Linked DNA regions of Homo sapiens: region 1 is linked to region 2. A link is an interaction called in ENCODE POLR2A ChIA-PET data of the cell type or tissue named here. Cell type or tissue: endothelial cell of umbilical vein. All regions are shown on one strand. Links, peaks and the distances in the headings refer to the core of each region. The heading gives the core; the rest is flanking DNA.

Evidence for each region. Peaks named below come from ENCODE experiments on the same cell type or tissue, not always from the same donor. Only the 100,000 strongest peaks of a DNase experiment are listed, where the experiment ranks them.
Region 1: POLR2A ChIA-PET joins it to region 2 with 6 read pairs; 10 of 35 experiments call an interaction of 5 or more read pairs at or near these places.

Annotation. Positions count from the first base shown.
Region 1 is chr22:36,312,639-36,318,007 of GRCh38, reverse strand. MYH9 (myosin heavy chain 9) reads left to right here. Exons shown (of 41, transcript NM_002473.6): 12 at 1,339-1,491; 13 at 3,690-3,863. Among named protein-coding and RNA genes, the nearest start is that of MIR6819, 28 kb to the right of the region's middle. In endothelial cell of umbilical vein, for the core only: no CTCF peak of the experiment used is centred there; a DNase peak (open chromatin) is centred at 2,507; H3K27ac peaks cover 1,920 bases.
Region 2 is chr22:36,497,938-36,503,306 of GRCh38, reverse strand. It overlaps FOXRED2 (FAD dependent oxidoreductase domain containing 2), which reads left to right. Exons shown (of 9, transcript NM_001102371.2): 5 at 1,900-2,066; 6 at 5,151-5,316. It overlaps LOC105373020 (a long non-coding RNA gene), which reads right to left. Exons shown (of 3, transcript XR_938226.3): 3 at 5,308-5,369. Among named protein-coding and RNA genes, the nearest start is that of FOXRED2, 6.4 kb to the left of the region's middle. In endothelial cell of umbilical vein, for the core only: no CTCF peak of the experiment used is centred there; no DNase peak of the experiment used is centred there.

The sequences.
Region 1 (5,369 bases), core at 304-5,303, 190 kb after region 2:
AAGGCTTCACGCCCAGGAAGTGCCATCCTGAGACTGCATTGTGCCTCTTTACATTGAGATGGTATTTTGGCTGATTGGTCATCAAGGATATAGGCATGTCCTGTCTGGTATAAAAGCAGGAACTTGATGCCACTGTAGCTGAACTCCTTCTGGTGCCAGGGTGGCGGCTCCCGCCATCCTCGAGCCTGTGCCAAGCGGCTGTTTCTCTACCACCTGCTGCCTTGGGCTTGCCACGTGTGCTGAGAGACGAGCAGCAGCGCTTGCTCCTTCCTGCCAGACTGATGTGCCTGCCTGCCCCTGGAGTGGAGGTCCCGCCCAGTGCGGACCGCTTTCTGCCTCTCTCCGGGGTTTCTAGTTTCTTTTATGGTGCTGGCCATGGGGGTTTTTAGGGTGCCAAACCCATCTCTCAAAAATACTTGGAAGCTCATTTTGTTAGTCTTTCTCCCATTCACTGTACACTGACAGCTCACGGCTGTTTCTGTGCAGAAGCATTGCATGAAAGACAAGACTGTTGTTTTCAAAAGACATCGCGTATTATTCCTGCCACCTGTTCGTTTCCCTGACCATTAAGGAGAAACCTCCATTTTCTATTACAAAAATACTACATGACTCTTAATACAGAAAAATCGAGAGAAGGAAAACAATTCCCAGTGATGAATATCATTGGGCAGCTCTTTCCTACAAGACTTAAAAAAAAAAAAGAATTAAACTTAGTTCTCCTTCTGGCTTTTAATTACAGAGCTTTGCAAATGTGCAAAACAAAGAAGAGGGGAGAGTGTAAAGAGCCCCACGTGCCCATCACGTAGGCGGCTTCAGCAGTTACTAACTCACGGCGAGTCTTGGCTCATCGTTTGTCTTATCTCCCCCTGCCCCTCTGCCCACTGCCTTATTTTGATGAGATCGGGCGCGTTTAGGGTGGTATGGCCGTAGACTGCTGCCTTATTTTGATGAGATTGGGCGCGTTTAGGGTGGTATGGCCGTAGACTGCTGCCTTATTTTGATGAGATCGGGTGCATTTAGGGTGGTACGGCCGTAGACCACTGCCTTATTTTGAAGCATCACTTTTTCTGTAAATCCTTTAGTGTGTCCTCATTTTATTTCAAAAGATCTAAGTTTATTGTCCCCATATTGTTAGATATTAGGTTGTTTCTACTTTTCATCATTTTAAATAACACCACAGTGAACATATTTGTGTACGAAGATTTTTTTTTTTCCCCCACATACTTAGGGCTGTTCCTCTAGGGGGAGGACTCTAAAAGTGAAATTACTGGGGCATAGGGTATGAGGGTTTTCAGATCCTTTGTATCTGACACCACGCTCCCCGGGTGTGCCCCGCAGGCTGACTTTGCCATCGAGGCCTTGGCCAAGGCGACCTATGAGCGGATGTTCCGCTGGCTGGTGCTGCGCATCAACAAGGCTCTGGACAAGACCAAGAGGCAGGGCGCCTCCTTCATCGGGATCCTGGACATTGCCGGCTTCGAGATCTTTGATGTGAGCCTTGCCCTTCATTACCCACCCTGCTGCCTCCTTGGCCTGTTGGTTGCCTTATCCTTGGTTAAGAACCCTGCTTCTCATGGTCCTGCATCGATCTGAGTTGGCCATCTCCTTTGCATGAAGACTTTGGTTGGGTGTGGGGTTGTTTTTTTTTTTTTCTTTTTTAAAAGATAGGGTCTCGGCTGGGCACGGTAGCTCATGCCTGTAATCCCAGCACTTTGGGAGGCCAAGGCCGGCAGATTGCTTGAGGTCAGGAGTTTGAGACCAGCCTGACCAACATGGAGAAACCCCGTCTCTACTAAAAATACATTAGCCGGGCGTGGTGGCGCATGCCTGTAATCCCAGCTACTCAGGAGGCTGAGGCAGGAGAATTGCTTGAACCCGGGAGGCAGAGGTTGCAGTGAGCCGAGATCACGCCATTGCACTCCAGCCTGGGCAACAAGTGTGAAACTCTGTCTCAAAAAAAAAAAAAAAAAAAGTCAGGGTCTCGCTTTGTCACTCAGGCTGGAGTACAGAGGTGCAGTCATAGCTCACTGCAGCCTTTGCCTCCTGGGCTTAACTGATCCTCGCACCTCAGCCCCCTTAGTAGCTGGAACTATAGGCACGCACCACCACTCCCAGCTAATTTTTAAATTTTTTGTAGAGATGGGGCCTCAGGTGTGGCCCAGGCTCAGTTAGATGTGTTTTAAGCTAAACAGAAGGGCTCATTTTCAACCAGAAATGCTGGAGAAAATGAGACCTTTTGTTTGTTTGTTATTTTTTTTTTGAGGCAGGGTCTTGCTCTGTCACCCAGGCTGGAGTGCAGTGGTGTGAACATGGCTCACTGCAGCTTCGACCTCCCGGGCATAAGCCATTCTCCCACCTCAGCTTCCCGAGTAGCTGGTACTACAGGCATGTGGCATGACACCTGGCTAATTTTTGTATTTTTTGTACGGATGGGGTTTTGCCATGTTGTCCAGGCTGGGAGGATGGGACCTTTTAGGTCACATTCTTGGAGGCTTCCTGGGCAGGTGCTTCCTGTTTATTCTTCCAGCAAATATTCCCTGAGCATCGGGATAAGACATCTCCCTTGCCCATGACAACTTTGAGGTCTAGTAGGGAAACCGATACTTACAGTAGATTAGAGGTTCTTAACCTGGAGTCCACGGGAGGTTTGAGAGGAGCCATGAGCTGGGATGAGAAAATTACATCTTTATTTTTTACTAACCTCTCATTGAAATCATGTATTTTTTCCAGTTGCGAACTGAACAAACTATACAAACCACAGTTGTATTAGCAGTACTTGTGATCTGTCACCAATAGAAATCAGATGTTTTCGTGTTACATTCCGGTTGTTGCAGAGATCTGGTAGTGTCATTTATGCATCGCTACCTCAAAATTTTGGAAGTTATTAAGCCCATGGCTAGTTCTTGTTAATAAGGAAGCACAGAGGCCGGGTGCGGTGGCTCACTCCTGTAATCCCAGCACTTTGGAAGGCTGAGGCAAGAGAATCATTTGAAGTCAGGAGTTTGAGACCAGCCTGGGCAACAAAGCAAGGCCCCATCTCTTCAATAAAAAAATAGAAGGGCCTGGTGCAGTGGCTCACACCTGTAGTCCCAGCACTTCGAGAGGTTGAGGCAGAAGAATTGCTTGAGCTCAGGGGTTCAAGACCAGCCTGAGCAGCATGGTGAAACCCCATTTCTACAAAAAATACCAATATTAGCCATGTACCATAGTGTGTGCCTGGGGTCCCAGCTACTAGGGAGGCTAAGCTGGGAGGATCACTTGAGCCCAGGAAGCGGAGGCTGCAGTGAGCTGAGATTGCGCCATTGTACTCCAGCCTGGGTGACAGAATGAGACTCTGTCTCAAAAAATAAAAAATAAAAAAAAAAAACAATGTATTACTCGATCACAATATTTTGATGATTATATTTCAAAATAACTACTTTCTTTGTAATCTATTGGATGCAATTTAAAGCACTATTCTGAAAAGGCTTTACCAGACTGCCCGCGGTCACTGGCTCCAAAGAGTAAATGTTGCCCACTGCTGGGTGGATAAAGGGAAGGCCAGGAGCATCCGGGCTCTAAAGGCAGCGGCATGGAGGTGCCCAAGGAGGCCCTTCCTGTATCCCTGCCCCACCCTCCTTCTCAAGGGGTGTCTGGGCCTCTTTAGTGCAGGGTTGGCGTCTCTCTGACATTGTTTTCTCTCCTTGCAGCTGAACTCGTTTGAGCAGCTGTGCATCAATTACACCAATGAGAAGCTGCAGCAGCTCTTCAACCACACCATGTTCATCCTGGAGCAGGAGGAGTACCAGCGCGAGGGCATCGAGTGGAACTTCATCGACTTTGGCCTCGACCTGCAGCCCTGCATCGACCTCATTGAGAAGCCAGTGAGTACCAGGCTTGCTTTGACCTCACACCTGCCTCTGGCTTTTCCCTTCCGGGGCACCCGCTCCTCACCTCAGCTCTGTGTTGGTTGTGGAGGTGTCTTAACTCCCCTTCCTTTTGGTGCCACCCGGAGGATGAAGCCCCAAGGCTGAGATCCAGTGCCTGGGAGGCCTGGGTGGGTGCCTCCATTAGAGGAGATGCTCTGGGCTGCAGCTGTGGGCTGGGCTTTTCCCAGCTGCCGGACCAGGTGCATATGTGGCGGGGGCCCTAGCATCCTGTTTTCAGTCCCAGAAGACCACCCAGCATCCTCCTGAAGGCTGGGCTCGATAAGCATTTCTTTGTCTTAAAGAAACAGCCATGCATGGATGTAGTAAGGCCCTATCGCGGGCTGCTTTCACTGTAGCATGGAACAGTGCAGACCCTGGGCATTGAGTGCTCTGCCCAGGTGTACACGTACCAAAGCTCAGCTCATCCCCCCCATAAAACCAGCAAGCAGCAGTGCTTTTATCGCCAGCATTAGCTGTGTGAAGATGGAAAAGAGGAACCCTTTCCAATGAGTTCATACTTAAACCTCTTGCCAGGTAGAGGTTGGGTCGCCTGTTTGTGTTTTAGGCTTGTTGAGGGTATGATCTGTAATGAAGCCTGAGCTGTTCCTGTGTCTGGGTTTTCTTCTTTTTTTTTTTTTTTTTTTTTTTGAGACGGAGTCTCGCTCTGTCGCCCAGGCTGGAGTGCAGTGGCCTGATCTTGGCTCACTGCAAGCTCCGCCTTCCGGGTTCATGCCATTCTCCTGCCTCAGCCTCCTGAGTAGCTGGGACTACAGGCGCCCGCCACCACGCCCAGCTAATTTTTTTGTATTTTTAGTGGAGGCGGAGTTTCACCGTGGTCTCAATCTCCTGACCTCATGATTTGCCCTCCTCGGCCTCCCAAAGTACTGGGATTACAGGTGTGAGCCACCGCGCCTGGCCTGTCTCTGGGTTTTCTTTTGATTATGGTTAATTGATCAGAAGGCCTAGGACAAAGTTTTTTCAGTTTGAAAAAAATTTCCTTTTTTTTTTTGAGACAGATTTTTGTTCTTGTCGCCCAGGCTGGAGTGCAATGGCGTGCTCTCGGCTCACTGCAACCTTTGCCTCCCTGTTTGAAGCGATTCTCCTGCCTCAGCCTCCTGAGTGGCTGGGATTACAGGCTTATTTTTGTATTATTAGTAGAGACGGAGTTTCACCACGTTGGCCAGGCTGGTCTCGAGCTCCTGACCTTAGGTGATCCGCCCGCCTCGGCCTCCCAAAGTGCTGGGATTACAGGCGTGAGCCACCGCGCCTGGCCAAAAATTTACTTTTGTAATGAGCTTTTTTCTTTAATCAGTTGAATTTTCCAACTAATAGGAACCCACTGGGCTTCAAGTTTTGTCAGCCTCTCTGCAGTGTCCAAACCTGCTTTCTTGTCTTGTAAACTCAGTGTGCAGAAGGCTGCTGGGTCCCTGGGACTATCTTCCTCAAGGGGCTCCTCCTACA
Region 2 (5,369 bases), core at 118-5,117:
TGTGTGCAGAGGCCAGGTGCAGTGGCTCATGGTCTCACACCTATAATCCCAGCACTTTGGGAGGCCAAGGCAGGCATACTACTTCAGCTCAGGAGTTCAAGACTAGCCTGGACAACATGGTGAAACCCCACCTCTACAAAAAATACAAAAATTAGCCAGGTGTGTTGGCACATGCCTGTGGTCCCAGCTACTCAGGAGGCCAAGGTGGGAGGACTACTTGAGCCCAGGAGGTCGAGGCTGTGGTGAACTAAGATCATGCCTCTGCATTCCAGCCTGGGCAACAGAGTGAGACCCTGTCTCAAAAAAAAAAAGAGATGGCTGGTCACAGTAGCTCATGCTGTAATCCCAGCACTTTGGGAGGCTGAGGTGGGCGGATCACAAGGTTAGGAGTTCAAGACCAGCCTGACCAATGTAGCGAAACCCCGTCTCTACCAAAAATACAAAAAATTAGCCAGGCATGGTGGCACGTGCCGGTAATCCCAGCTACTCGGGAGGCTGAGGCAAGAGAATCGCCTGAACCTGGGAGGTGGAGGTTGCAGTGAGCCGAGATCGCGCCATTGTGGACTCCAGCCCAGGCGACAGTGCAAGATCTCCATCTCAAAAACAAAAAAAGAGAGAGGAGAGAAGGAAGGAGAGAGAGGGGAGAAAGAAAGGAAAGAAAGTGCTGGGAGCTAGGTGCAGTGATGAGTACCTAGCTACTCAGGAGGCTGAGGCAGGAGGATCACTGGAGCCCAGGAGGTCAAGGCTACAGTGTGCTATGATCATGCCTGTGAATAGCTGCTGCACTCCAACCTGGGCAACATAATGAGACCCTATCTCTTAAAATAAAGAAAGTACTTGGCATGTATTATGTGCTCAATAAAATGTTAGTTGCTTAAGTTATTTATCATTGTATTTTGAAGGGCTATTTTATGAAGCCTAGATTTTAAACATTGCTGCCGACTACCTCGGGAGGTTTGGTATCAAAGCAGCATCCAGTCTTTCACTTGTCTTCTGACCAGGGTGCAGAAAGACAAAGGAGAAGCTGGTGTGCCTGTCCAGACCCTCCTTTCCATCGGCCTCCCAAAGTGCTAGGATTACAGGCGTGAGCCACTGTGCCTGGCCTGACTTCATTGTTTGTTTGTTTGTTTGTTTGTTTGAGACAGAGTCTTACTCTGTTGCCCAGGCTGGAGTGCAATGGCATAATCTCGGCTCACTGCAACCTCTGCCTCCTAGGTTCAAGCGATTCTCCTGCCTCAGTCTCCTGAGTAGCTGAGATTACAGCCATTGCACCACCACCCCCAGCTAACTCTTTTTGTATTTTTTCATAGCGACAGGGTTTCACTGTGTTGGCCAGGCTGGTCTCGAACTCCTGACCTTGTGACTCGCCCGCCTCGGCCTACCAAAGTGCTGGGATTACAGGCGTGAGCCACCTCGCCTGGCCGACTTCATCTCTTAAATGGAGATGATAATACCCACCTCCTGGGGTCATGGTGAGGTTTAAATGAGACGAGAAATCTAAGGCACTCAGTGCCAGTAATAAGTGCCACTGTAATAAGTGCCTCCTGGCTGGGTGCAGTGGCTCGCGCTTGTAATCCCAGCACTTTGGGAGGCCAAGGCAGACAGATCACCTAAGGTCAGGACATCGAGACCAGGCTGGCTAACGTGGTGAAACCTGGTCTCTACTAAAAATACAAAAATTAGCTGGGCATGGTGGCAGGAGCCTATAATCCCAGCTACTCGGGAGGCTCAGGCAGGATAATAGTTTGAACCCAGGAGGCAGAGGTTGCAGTGAGCCGAGATCACGCCATTGTACTCTAACCTGGGCGACAAGAGCGAAACTCCATCTCAAAACTAACTAAATAAATAAGTGCCTCTTACATAGCAGCTATTTTCATGAACAGCCCTTTCCACTGACAGGTCCCTCAGACTTAACTCGGGAAATGCATTCGGCAAGAAGTACCCGCTGATTCGAGCTAGCTACGAATCCAAAGGAAGCCGGGGTCTGTTTATCCTGGGTACTGCCAGCCACTCGGTGGACTACCGGAAATCTGCTGGGGGCTTCATCCACGGATTCCGATACACAGGTGAGCCCAGCTGAGAAGGCAGAACTGTCCCCAGACGGAACCACTCTCAGCATCCCAGGGTTTATAAATCTACTCCTATGTCCAGAAGCATTAGGGGATTGCTTGTCAGTAGCTCATTGTCATAAATTGTCTTGGGGAAGTGACAACAGGTTTTTGTGGTCTGACGACATGTTTAGGAAAGTATCAGATAAAGTGTAAAAGTCCACGCCTGTAGTCCTAGCTACTTGGGAGGCTGAGGCAGGAGGATCCCTTGAGTCCAGGAAGTCAAGGTTGCAGTGAGCCATGATGATACCACTGCACTCCAGCCTGGGTGACAGAGCGAGACTTGGTCTCAAAAATAAAATAAAATTAAGTGTAGGCCAGGTGCAATGGCTCACGCCTGTAATCCTAGCACTTTGGGAGGCCAAGGCAGGTGGATTGCTTCAGGCCAGGAGTTCAAGACCAGCCTGGGCAACACGGCGAAACCCTGTCTCTACTAAAAATACAAAAATTAGCCAGGTGTGGTGGCGTGCGCCTGCAGTCCCAGCTACTCGGGAGGCTGAGGCAGGAGAATCACTTGAACCCAGGAGGTGGAGGTTGCGGTGAGCTGAGATCGCACCATTGCACTCCAGCCTGGGCAACAAGAGCAAAACTCCATCTCAAAAAAAAAAAAAAAAATGTAATTGGATTATATCAGTTCTTTTTCAAAACTCTCAGTACCAAGGGTATAAATTTTCTGCCAACTTGAGAATGTTTACAAAGAAAATACTAAAATATCTTTTAAAAACATAATTCTATTTATTGCACTAAAATAATCCCCAACCAAAAATTGATACTTGTGATTTTAGGAGTAAATGGGAAATAAAAAGGAAGTGAGAGAGATGAATTCACGCATGTTGGGTGACTTCAGTGGGCTGAGCACTGAACACACGACCCTGGCAGGGCCGCCAGCACCCCGAAAGGTGGGTGTGAAATCTCCATTTTCCTCAAGAGTGTAAAACTCTGAGGCTCAGAGTTTTGGTGATTTTCTCACCATTATGGGAATTAAACTCCAAGGCCCAGGAGCTTTCCTGAAAGACACTTTCTACAAAGGTCTTCTCTTCTTTCATAGAAAGCAAACTGGTGCCCTTTCTGTGGAGAGGAGTCTAAAATGTTAGATGTGGCCAGGCACGGTGGGTCACACCTGTCATCCCAGCACTTTGGTAGACTGAGGTGGGTGGATCACCTGAGGGCAGGAGTTCGAGACCAGCCTGGCCAGTATGGTGAAATCCCACCTCTACTTAAAATACAAAATTAGCCGGGCATGGTGGCGGGCGCCTGTAATCCCAACTACTCGGGATGCTGAGGCAAGAGAATCACTTGAACCTTGGAGGTGGAGGTTGCAGTGAGCCAAGCCCACACCATTGCACTCCAGCCTGGGCAAAAAGAGTGAAACTCTGTCTCAAAAATAAATAAATAAATAAAAATTAGATGTTCCTGCTCCTGTGGTTAACCTTCTGAGAAGGACAGGGTGTTGGTTGAAATTCACTCAGTGAGGCATACAGTATTCAGTTAGGTGGTTAGGTGAGTCTATTTGAAAGAATGGAGTCATAATCTTACAGCTGAGCTTTAAAAAATTAGTATTATTATTTTTTTTGAGACAGCGTCTCTTCCTGTTTCCCATGCTGGAGTACAATGGCGCCATCTCGGCTCACTGCAGCCTCGACTTCCCAGACTCAAGCCATCCTCCCACCTCAGCCTTCTGAGTGGCTGGGACTTCAGGCGTGCACCACCACACCCAGCTAATTTTGTTGTTTTTATTTTTGTGTGGTAGAGACAAGTTTTCGCCATGTTGCCCAGGCTGGTCTCAAACTCCCAAGCTCAAGCGATCCACCCACCTCAGCCTCCCAAAGTGTTGGGATTACAGGCATGAGCCACCATGCCTAGCCTGAGCATCAAAAATGTGAAAATGTAGGGAATTACGGGGAGTAATCTTTATATTCTGCCACTCAAAGACATTCAATATTTATATTTCTTTTTTCTTTTTAAAGACAGTAAGGCAGGCTGGGCGTAGTGGCTCATGCCTATAATCCCAGCATTTTGGGAGGCTGAGGCTGGCAGATCAGCTTAGGTCAGAAGTTCGAGACCAGCCTGACCAACATGGTGAAACCCCATCTCTACTAAAAATACAAAAATTAGCCAGGCTTGTAATCCCTACTACTTGGGAGGCTGAGGCAGGAGAATCACTTCAATCCAGGAAGCAGAGGTTGCAGTGAGCCAAGATCGTGCCACTGCGCTCCAGCCTGGGCATCAGAGTGAGACTCTGTCTCAAAAATCATAATACAAATGAAGACGGTAAGGTGGACTTTATTCCAGGTTAGAGGACTACAATAATAAGTGTAGGGACCACTGCAGAGGGGTCTTACAGTACGGGCAAAGGATTGGACTCAATTCTGGGAGTCGGTTCCTCCTGGAACCCAGGAGGCGGAGGTCGCGGTGAGCCGAGATCGCACCACTGCACTCCAGCCTGGGCAACAGAGCGAGACCCTGTCTCAAAAAAATAAAATAAAAAATATTTAAAAAAAGAACTTAGAGACAGATGGATTTAGGCTGTGAAAGAGAGGGCGAAATCAAAGATTTCTGTAGGCGCGTCTCTGATGGAAACAGAGCTGTGAAGGGGGGGAGGTTTCTGGGGAAGGCTCCGTGTTGGACTTGACGTTCCTTGTGTGAGGTGGGGCCGGTGGGACTCCCACGTGCAGATGGCCTGAAGCAGGGGCAGATGGACTCTGGCCTGGAGACCAACTCCAGCTGTGCTCACTCCTTTGCCTGTTGTCTTGGCCGCTTTTACACTAGGGGCAGAATTGAGCAGCATCACTGAGTCGTGTATGACCCACAAAGCAGAGAATATGGATTGTCTGGCCCTTTCCAGAAAATACCTGCTGGCCCTGCTCTAAAGGCAGCTGCCATCTCCTCCCCTCATGTGTTCACCACCTAGGCGTTTGCGCTGGGCCATGGAGACCAGTGTGTATGGCGTTCTCAGGGGTCAATGAGGCCTGGGCATCCCTCCCAGTGACCAGAGATAAAATGGTAAGTGCAGCGTGCCGTTCCTCCCTCTGGCTGTTCCAGTGCGTGCTGTTCACCGGCTCCTGGAGCACCGCCACCACAGCGTCACCTGGCCCGCCACTGAGCTCCCCATCACACAGCTGACCAGCTCCATCGTGCGGCGCGTGAATGAGGCTTCTGGGCTCTACCAGATGTTCGGTGTGCTGGCCGATGTCATCCTGTTGAAGGAGTGAGTAGCCCGTCCCCACCCTACTCCCCTCGGCCCAGCTTTCCCGACGTGCT